2 separate regions of the Homo sapiens genome follow, and region 1 is linked to region 2. A link is an interaction called in ENCODE POLR2A ChIA-PET data of the cell type or tissue named here. Cell type or tissue: B cell. All regions are shown on one strand. Links, peaks and the distances in the headings refer to the core of each region. The heading gives the core; the rest is flanking DNA.

Region 1 (5,387 bases), core at 166-5,165, 140 kb after region 2:
ATTGACCTGTTTCTAGCAAAAGATGGGGTAAGGTAATGAGATTTGCTAGTTGGAAAGATCCCACTAGCTGCAGTGTAGAGAATGAATTAGATGGGTGAAGAGGGACCCCTGCCAGGAGGCAGATGCAATTGTCCATGGGGGATATTCTGGTTTCTTTGCACTGGAGTAATGAGGATGGGGATGAAAAGAAGGGAATATGTTTAAGAGCTGATAATGAGCTTGGCCTTGGCAACACTGAGTTTGATGCACCTTTGAGATACTAAGGAGACATACCAGGAAGATATAGGTGTACTGGAGCTCACTGAAGAGGTCTGGGCTGGAGATAAACAATTGAGTCATCTCCTTATAGGTGATAATTGAGCCATAAAAGTGGATAAATAAATATAAGTTGAATGAATGATAGAATTAATGAATAGATGGTATTGGGTGAGGAAAGAGCACAGAGTAACGAGGGCTTAAACAACGTTGTGGTGCTGTATTTCTGTAACTATTACTTATCAGTTGTGAGACTGGACAAAGTGATTTTCCTCTGGCCAGGTCTGATGCCTCCTATGGACACATTCTGAAAGCCAGCAGGAACCTAGAAAGTGACCAGGCCACCCCCTTGCCCACATAGAAACATGTCTGCTAACTCTTCCACCTTACCAATAGGTGGATTCCAAGAGTTCACATAAAAGGTGGTTGTTTGGATTGTAGAAGTCTCTTCCCAAAAGAAACTCCTATTTTCCTAGGGAGATGCCACCATAGACCCTAATTAACCAAGGTCCTTTCTGTGAGACATTATGTTCAATAGGACCTTGAGGTGTTACAAACTATTTCCTCACAGATGCCTGGGCATAGGCCTGGACTCTTCCCCAGAATCCTCCCATCCCACTTGCCAGGCACTGAGAAACAGGACTTTCCACTTGTTTGTCACTGGCAAGGACTTCATGGCTTCAGAGAGGGAGCTCCAGGGGTTTCTGGGACACTTACCAGTATAAATTCCCTGAGGTTCTTCTAAGTCTGTGCTTGAATTCATTCATTCATTCCCTTCTTATCTTTTCTGAGGACCCCAAGAATTGGCCTGCCTGTGTCCTTTGCTTTTACTTGCAGCAGGTGGGGGTCTGGCACGGTCGGGGGAAGGGTTTTGATGGGAAAAGTGAGGCTGGTACTATTTTTCCTCCCATGTTTAGCCTATAGAGTATAGTCATAAAACTTTTCCTCAATGTTTCAGTCCTGAAGCAAGCGCACAGCTCATTGGAAGTTTCTAAGGATTTTTATTATTAGCAATGTCAGAAAGCAAGTTGAAAGCAAAACAGCCCCCTCTGGGCCTCTTCCCTAGCCTTTCCTTATTTTGTGTTGCTTTCCTCACACCCAGGAGGAACACATATCCCAATTCCTGAGGACAGTCCTGATTTGCAACTGGCATCGTGGCACAACTGCCAATAGTACCACCTTTAAAAAGTTTAGACACTGAATTATGGTCATGCTACTTAACCCCATAAAGAAAAATAAAGTAATGCATTGGGGGTAATAGTGGATTTACAAAAGACTACAATAATCTCGATCTGCATTTTAGCGAGAGGATATGAGCCACAGAGTGATTTCTTTGGTATTTTGTCCCAACAGCTGGACTGGGCCTCTATGTGTGTAGGTGAGGGATGGGGTACAGAGAGGAGGACTTGTGGGAAGTGCTGGAATATCAGGGCTAGAATATTGCCACAGAAATGTGTCTATTTTTTCTCCTGTCTCTTTCTCAGTAACCAGATCTACCTTGGAAGACTCAGACTGGCACTTTGGCAAGGTGAGATGAAAAATCAGGGCTGAGGAAGGTGCATTTGCAGGCACTGTGGGGTCCACAGCAGAGAGGATAAAAACGTGGAGGCAGAGGTGCATCCGAGTCATAATAGCACAGAGCCGGGCGTTGGGGTTGGGGCCTGAGCCATTGTTGTCTGGCTGTCGCAGCAGGGGGAAAGGAGGACAGAAGTGTCAATGTTTCGTTTAGAATTTTTCTAAAAAGTTGCCACTTTGGGTGAAGGGCTCAGTAAGACCTTCCCCTCCACACTCCACATAACTATGCTTCTATTAGAAGTATTCTGAGCAGTTCAGGCCTTCCACGTGGTGGAACTGTGTGGGGTACCCTCAAGCCCATGGGTCTCTAGGGGTTGTGCCTAAGTCACATGTATACGTTCCACCTGTGATGTTAGGCAAGCAAGCATATGATCCTTTCTCATCACCACTTCCATGAAACAAAGACATTTTAGAACTGTTGACGATAGCAATGTTTTCTCGACAAAGAGATTACTTGTAAAGTAGTAAAGAACATTAGAAAAAGGAGCTATAGTCATATGGTCACTGTTCTTTGTGGTGCTATATAGGTGGTGTGTATATTATAAGAACTTTTGTGTCTTCCAATAATGTTTTTTGGTTTTTGGTTTTTTGGTTTTTTTTTTTTTTTTTTTGAGATGGAGTCTCGCTCTGTTGCCAGTCTGGAGTGCAAGGGCACGATTTCGGCTCACGGCAACCTTCACCTCCCAGGTTCAAGCGATTTTCCTGCCTCAGCCTCCAGAGTAGCTGGGACTACAGGCACACACCACCACGCCCAGCTAATTTTTACTGTTAGTAGAGACGAGGTTTCACCATGTTAGCCAGGATGGTCTCGATCCCTTGACCTCGTGATCTACCCACCTCAGCCTCCCAAAGTGTTGGGATTACAGGCGTGAGCCACCGCGCCTGGCCCCAATAATGTTTTAAACGAGTAAAATGAAGTTTGTCACTTCTGCATGCTTACAAGCTTAAACATCAAAAGAATTGGCCAGGTGTGGTGGCTCACACCTGTAATCCCAGAACTTTAGGAGACGAAGTTGGGAGGATCACTTGAGTCTGGGAGTCCAAGACCAGCCTGGGCAACAAAGCAAAATCTGTCTCTACAAAAGATTTATTTTTTAATTTTTTTTTTTTAATTATTAAGAATCCAAAGAGTTTATACATTTAGGTGGGAAAGGTAACCCTTGGGAAGCCCTGGGCTAGCCTCTCGGCTTGCTCATGATTCAAGTAGCAAAAAGAAGTAGTGGACTCAGGACAGAATTTTGACGTGGGAGCCCCATTTCAAGCTCTGAGGTCTGAAATGCCAAGTTTAAGCCTCTTGGCCTCATTGTGACTCGATTTCCCTTTCTGTGAAATGAGAAGATAATCCCAGTATTAGGGTACTATCCGAGTACCTTCAGGCTTTTTAGGAAGAACTCTAGTGAGTAAGCTCTCTGGCTGTAGAGGGGACCGTGATGCACAGTAAAAAGAACCCCATCTTGTCACTGGAGGGATATAGGCAGCCGCCCAATGGGAGCTCCCATACTGTAGAGATGGCACTCTTGCTTTGGTGGGACTAGTACAGATGTATTTTTTATGTCCCATTTCTTATGTTGCCTATTTTTTGGAGACATATTTGTTTGTTAACTCTTTGAGTTTCATAAAGAAAACATTAATACAAATTTTATTGAGTGGTAGGTTAGCTCCAATATCCTCAAAATAGATTGAGCATTTTAGAATTCACCTTAATGTTACCTGGAATGCAAAAAGATTTGCCTAAAACGTTTAGCTCCTCATTTTGTTACTGGCTTCATTCTGATTTTGGAAACAACAGAAAGTAAAGTGGAACTGGGGTTTTGGGTCTATTAGATTCTCCAATTTAATCTCGCCCATCTATTCCTGATATTAATAAACTCTTTCTAATATCAGTTGGCCATGGTTGTCATTCTGGTAAATACCTCCCTGGAACCGGACTGAATAAAATTCATGAGACTTGCTGGTCACAGCTGGAGATTGGTTCAGTGGTTTGGGTTTTTTTTTCTACCAAAGTGAAAATAGAATTATTGTTATTATTGTTTTCTAGTTTTAAAATGACTAAAAGTACAAAGGAAAAATGGAAAAGTCAATTTAAATCCTACTGCTGAGAGAAATAACATTTTGGTGAGCAACTCTCCAGATCACTCTCAGAATGTGCATATTATACTTCCATGTGCCATTGTTAGAAAACAAGAGTGTACTTTCTCATTGTGGACAACTCTATGTCCATAAATAATGACACCATTAATTATAGTGACAGTATATAATATTCCATTAAACAGCTGTGCTATTATCCATTTATGCATTTCCCAATTATTATTCATTTAGGTTTTTTTATATTGCTTACTATCATTTAAAAATTGCAGTAAACATTCTTTTACATCCAGATTTCCAAATTTGTCTAATTATCTCCCAGGTTATATAGCCATATCTTGAGGATATTGTAGACATGGTTCCAGACCATTGCAATAAAGTAAATATTGCAATAAAGTGAAATACATTTTTTGGTTTCCCAGTGCATATAAAAGTTATGTTGGCCGGGCGCGGTGGCTCACGCCTGTAATCCCAGCACTTTGGGAGGCCGAGGTGGGCGGATCACAAGGTCAGGAGATCGAGACTATCCTGGCTAACAGGGTGAAACCCCGTCTCTACTAAATAAATACAAAAAAATTAGCCGGGTGCAGTGGCGGGCGCCTGTGGTCCCAGCTACTCCGGAGGCTGAGGCGGGAGAATGGCGTGAACCCAGGAGGCGGAGCTTGCAGTGAGCCGAGGTTGTGTCACTGCACCCCAACCTGGGCGACAGAGCGAGACTCCGTCTCAAAAAAAAAAAAAAAAAAAAAGTTATGTTTACACTCTACTCTATTAAAAGTGCAATAGTATTATATTTTTTAAAAACAATATAGATTACCTAAATTTAAAATACTTAATTGCTAAAAAAAAAAATGCTAGGGATCATCGGAGCCTTCAGTGAGTTATAATCTTGCTGGTGAAGGGTCTTGCCTTAGTGTTGAAGGTTGCTGACTGTTCAGGGGGTGGTTGCTGAAGGTTGGAGTGGCTGTAGCAATTTCTTAAAAAATGACAATAGGCCGGGCGCGGTGGCTCACGCCTGTAATCCCAGCACTTTGGGAGGCCGAGGCGGGCGGATCACGAGGTCAGGAGATCGAGACCATCCCGGCTAAAACGGTGAAACCCCGTCTCTACTAAAAATACAAAAAAAATTAGCCGGGCGCGGTGGCGGGCGCCTGTAGTCCCAGCTACTTGGGAGGCTGAGGCAGGAGAATGGCATGAACCCGGGAGGCGGAGCTTGCAGTGAGCCGAGATCCCGCCACTGCACTCCAGCCTGGGCGACAGAGCGAGACTCCGTCTCAAAAAAAAAAAAAAAAAAAAATGACAATAATGAAGTTTGCCTTATGGATTGACTCTTATGAAAGATTGCTCTGTAGCATGTCATGCTGTTTGATAACATTTTATCCACGGTAGAACTTCTTTCAAAATTGGAGTCAATCCTTTCAAACCCTGCCACTGCTTTGTCAACTAAGTTTCTGTGATATTCTAAATCCCTTGTT
Region 2 (5,387 bases), core at 261-5,260:
ATAGGAGGGTGCATTATTAGAATATAGCATCATGGATCATGGTGGCAGTAGTTCTTCTCTAAGAGTCCATGTCCAGAGTACTAGGTCAGGTCTGTCATTAAGGGGGTCCTTGACCATTATAATCAGGAGAATAAGAGGTCTGGATTTACATCCTAAGAGGAAAAACGGTGAACTAATGTCAGGCTGGAAAAGAGAAAAACCAAAGAGGAATATGAAGACAACCTTCAAATATTAACATAGTTACATGATGAGAAAGAGTAGATGCCATTGGTGTCTAAGAGAGTAAAAAAATCACTTCTCATTCCCTGTTGAGAAATGGACTCTGGCATCAGGTTGATGGAGAACAAAATGTCAGCTTTATTCCAGTAAAACCATATTAGAGAATGTGGCCTGATCTGTGGCTACAATCAGGCCTTTTATACCCTTCCCTAGTTAAACACACTCTCAGAGTCAGGTAAGGCCCTGGACAACTGTTGTTTGCAGGAGGAGGGCAGTTCCTGTGTGAAGGAGAAGGAGAAAGTGTGCATCCTGAAGCCAGGGGTGCACCTGACTTCTCGACTGTGAATGAGAGAGGAGGAAACCTAGTTCATATCTGCACAAAAATTCTTTTTGGTATCCTTGAAGTGGGCTGAAACAAAAAAGATCAAAATGTTACTCTAGCAGGAGGCCACTCATGGAAACCTTAGGCAGGGGAATTGTGTTACCCCTGGTACTTACCAACTTTAACTTCAGTGGGGCAACCAAGCCAATGGAGCACTCTTATCTCTGAAATGTTTGGCCTCTGTACAGAATGATGTGAAAAAGAATCTTCTAGCATGGGGAGGTGGAGGGGAGGGATGTCTAGATTACTTCTACGGCCCCCACTCCCTAAGATTCTTTTGAAATCAGTTAAGACACGCATAAATAAAAAAACTCCAAGTAAAGCATGTCAGTATTTTAAAGGCTTATTTGTTTGAGCAATGAGAGATGATCAGTGTTCTAAGTGCTATGGTTCATCATGTTCTGGAGGTGGCTTTGTTCCAACTGTTTGTTCACGAGTGTTTTGAGTTAAAGGGAATTACAGTCTACAAATTTATGCACATGGCACTTCACAGAATAGAAGAGGCCAACTTCTGGCCTCTTATACCCACATGCAACAAATACAGCTCGTGTCCTTCCCCCAGGACTCAATTTGTAAGCCTCTTTATTGCATTGTGCTGTAGTAAAAAATTCTCAGTTTTGTGGGCAACCTGTGAAACCAGCCTTCTTTTATTTCAACTTTGTTGTTTTGCCTTTATACTGTGAATTAAATGAATCCTTGGGGGTTCTAATTATATTATGGAAAAAAGAACTTGATATTCTGAGAAGCTGAAGAACAATTTGTTTTCCTCAGCTAGGTATTTAGGACTTTTAGGATTTAGTTACCATTTTCAAAAAACTTGAAGAAGATTAATTATCTCCATTGCCTCAAATGACAAAGATAGTATGTTCAATTCTCTCCTGAGTTATCATCATAATAACCCTATATTCTTAATATGGCCTTTTATATTTTACAAAGTTTCTCAATAGGGAATGAGAAGAAAGTGATTTTTTAATCTCTTAGACACCAATGGCGTCTACTCTCCCTTATCATATAACTATCTTAATATTTGAAGGTTGTTTTCATCTTCCTCTTCAGTTTTTCTCTTTTCTCTTTTACCACAATAATCATCACAAATAATCCTGTTTGGAAGGTGGAGAAGAGGAAGCAAGACAGATATTATTGTACCCATTTCAGAAATAAGGAGAATGGAACTCAGAGAGTGGTGGTGGGAACAATTAACAAATGTTTTCTGAGCACCAATCTGTTCCAACTACCTGCAGTAGTGCATTTAATCCTTATAATAGTTCCGGGAGTTAGGTGCTATTATCCCCATTTTGAGATGAGGAAACTGTGGCTCAAAGTGTTAGTTGCCCAAGGTCATGCAGTATTAAGTAGAAGAACCAAAATTAGACCCAGGCTTTCTGGTTCTGAAATCCATACTCTTAAGCACTAGGTTGTTACCACTGGAGAGGTTATGAACGTGCCCAAAGGCACTGGCTGCCTAGTAGCTGAGGCAGGGCCAGAACCTGTCTTTAGACTGCTTAGCACATCTTCTAGATCCTGTAGCTGCTTCACTGGTTTTCATTAACTTTGGGGTTTTTCAATACAAAAAGAGGAAACAAATGAAAGCTGAGCCGAATTTTGCTTTTGTAACATAGAGGAACTTACTCAGTACCAAGGATAATCTGAGGCTCTTATGGGATTTTTTTAAGTGCCCAGTGTTGTTTCATATTCTGTTTATTCTTCACCACCACCACCAGTAAATGCAGGTGGTTCTTGTCTCATAGTGATTCACATGTGGGTTTATGCCAGGTACACCTATTTTACTACTTTTGGCATTTATAAGGGCAATATGTTTCTGAACTAATTTGGGGAAAATAAGTTCTTATATTAATTGTAGCAGAAAAACAAATGGGAAAGTCAGTGAGGTTCAATGCAAAGAGCTCAGACCAACCTTTGGCATCAGCCCAAGCAGAGTTGGAAATCCCAGCTTAGTCTCTTCCTAAAAGAGGGACTTTAAGTGAGTTACTGAAGCTCTCTAAAAACCTATTTCTTTATTTTAAACTGGAGATAACACTTGACTCATGCGTTGCGTTTGTTAGAGAGAACAAATGAAAAAGGTCGTTAAGGGTTTATTGGCAGTGAACTGTATGGTAGGTGCTGTGCTTGTGTTTGCTTCACTTAATCCTCATGACAGCCCTAGGAGATAGGTATTATTATCACCTCCTGACAGTTAAGGAAATTGAATCTTAAGGACATGTGATAACTTTCCTAAAGTGAACTCTACCTTAATGTGTTGGAAAAGAGTGTAGCAAATCAAATATATCATTCAGTTTCTCCAAAGCCATGAAATGTCTTTAAGTCTCCCTGAAAGATTTCCCAAATAAGGCTGTCAAAGTCTTCTTAAAGAATCCCATCTAAGTTCTATTATCCCAGTGGTTCCTTTATCTTTTTATTTCTTGCCATAAAATTAAATCTAGAATTACAAAGAAGTATTTCAAAGTATATATAATATTCCTCTGTTTTATGGATTTACATATCACCTCCTCCATCAGCAGGGATTAGGAGGGGTGTAAATACTTGGATAGGGCTCTTTTCCTTGGACTTCCTCACCTCCATCAACAGGGGTCAAGAGGAGCCTGGACAGTAATCCCTGTCCGACCCCCCTCTCAGCCTAATCACTACTATTTGCCTCAAACAATCTTATTTCATGAGGCCTTTGATCAATGTTGAGATTAGTCACTGTAAGAAGCCTGACTTGTAGGAAACCTTTTACCTCCCAGACTCTAATTCTTCTATTCCGTTTCTCCCCAAGTCCTGTGTCCTCTGGAATTCAGAATCTGTCATTGGCAAGATCTCCTGTGTTCTCAACCCCTTCTCAGAACAGTCCTTTCACCTTCCCACTCTAAACTGAACTGTGGCTGTCGCCTAAGGATGCTGCCTCCCCTGCTGCTCTCCTAAGTGGTGGTAGTGTTATCTTCCCCAGTCTCCTATGACAAGGCCTGGAGGTGGGCTAGGTGTCCTCTTTCTTGTTCCCCACTGCTGCTTTCAGACCATTCTTCATCTCCTCTTTTCTAAATCCAGCCCTCCTCCCCCTTAAAATCTTATGTTATCAGTTATCTATAGACCTCTGTGAGCTTAATCCTACGCAATGTAAAGGCATATCTTTCTGGCCAATCAATATGGAGTTTATGGCACTTTTATAAAGAAAGTGGATAATGGCCTCCTGATCAAGAACATAACTGCTATTTTCATTAGTCGGTACTCTATGATGCGGGTGCATGGTCCAGGGGAAGTGGGTTCAGGCCCATCAGACTGACTGAGAGTTGAGTTCTTTACCCACTCAGAGTCAAGAATTGTGGTATGGGGGGAAGCACTGTGTGAAGCATCCTACAGGGGTCTGTTCTGAACACTGAAAATGTACAGTCCCTGTCCCAGAGTGGCATTCTCAAGATTTTTTTCTTGATGGGACTTGTGTGGCTATGGGCCAAATTAAATTTAATATAAGCCTGACTCTCATAGCCTTTGTAGAGGAATGAAACCAGAAGAATTTGGAGCAGAGAGTCGGGCACTCATAGAATATTTTTCTAAAACAGAGGAAGTCATGGAAGACTCAGGGTCTAGAGTATAAAGTGTTTGTTACTTAACTTTGAAAGGACAACTTTGTATAATTTAGCAAAGCCTTCTTGTTTAAGATTAGTCTCTAATAAGTAAGAGGGCCTTGCTGGATTTCTTCATAATTCTCAGTAGTTACCAGAAGTCAGAACTATTCCTTATCTGTAAGTAACAGGTCTTTAGATTATAGACCTAGTGGGGATATAACTTTAATGTTGTACAGTTAAATCAACTTCACACTATTTACAAGACATGTCATACAACACTGAAAACAAGAAATTAGAGTATGTGGAAACTATGCTACTAAAATTAAGCAGCATAAGGAAAATTAATGTAAGCCTATAAGTCACAGCTTGACTTCTGTTTCAGCAGCTGACCCAGAGGCAATGAAGCCAAAAACAATTTTAAGACCTGTTCTGTTCTGACTTGTAAAGATTATTTGATGTTAACCCCATACCCTTATCCCCTTTCCAAGTGAGTACCAGGGGTTAGGAAAAAGATATAATATTGCCTGGCTCATTTCTAATCAAACTTTAATGCTGGCTTCAGCAAGGCCAGATGCCTACTTTTTGTAAATATCATTGGCAGTTGGCAGTACATTTCATTAACAGTTTTTATGGCTATCAGTAGTATTTTTGATACTCTGAGGATGAGCACTAGAGAAATATGTGCTTGCTGAAAAGCCTGCTAATCTCTGTGTGATAACTTAATTTTGCTATTACCTGAATGTAAGTGCTATTGATGTGGCATTAGCATTGATTTCATAGCTATTTAATAAAGAGACAGAAACTTCAAATGCATAATTATGACATCAATATATGAATCTTTCTTTAGAGATGAAAAACACATAGTTAAAAACTGTGAAAAACTGCCCTGCTTATATCAGAAAACTTATACTTCTCTGTTGAAAAAATAGGCAACTAAAATAGTTTACAATATAATCTAAAAGGATGAATTGGTGGAATTTTCAGTATAACTGGAAGGTATGATGTGTTAGATAGTGGGGAGAGTGTATATATATTATCAAGCCACAATATTACAACCTGACACTATTAGATATAATAGATTATGCAGCCAAAAATGTGGTCATGGACAGTGATAGGGGAGCAGAATGGTTCGGTAAAGTACCAAGTCTGGTGACAGGACAATGGGAAAATTTCTGCAGCCTGATGGTCTGGGTAGTTGGATATAAGTCTGACAGCAGAGATAC

What was found. Peaks named below come from ENCODE experiments on the same cell type or tissue, not always from the same donor. Only the 100,000 strongest peaks of a DNase experiment are listed, where the experiment ranks them.
Region 1: POLR2A ChIA-PET joins it to region 2 with 7 read pairs; 2 of 35 experiments call an interaction of 5 or more read pairs at or near these places.

What each region holds. Positions count from the first base shown.
Region 1 is chr14:68,351,795-68,357,181 of GRCh38, forward strand. The region is part of intron 8 of RAD51B (RAD51 paralog B); the gene reads left to right. Among named protein-coding and RNA genes, the nearest start is that of RAD51B-AS1, 330 kb to the right of the region's middle. In B cell, for the core only: no CTCF peak of the experiment used is centred there; no DNase peak of the experiment used is centred there.
Region 2 is chr14:68,213,640-68,219,026 of GRCh38, forward strand. All of the region lies in intron 7 of RAD51B (RAD51 paralog B), which reads left to right. Among named protein-coding and RNA genes, the nearest start is that of RAD51B, 400 kb to the left of the region's middle. In B cell, for the core only: no CTCF peak of the experiment used is centred there; a DNase peak (open chromatin) is centred at 2,162; H3K27ac peaks cover 1,449 bases.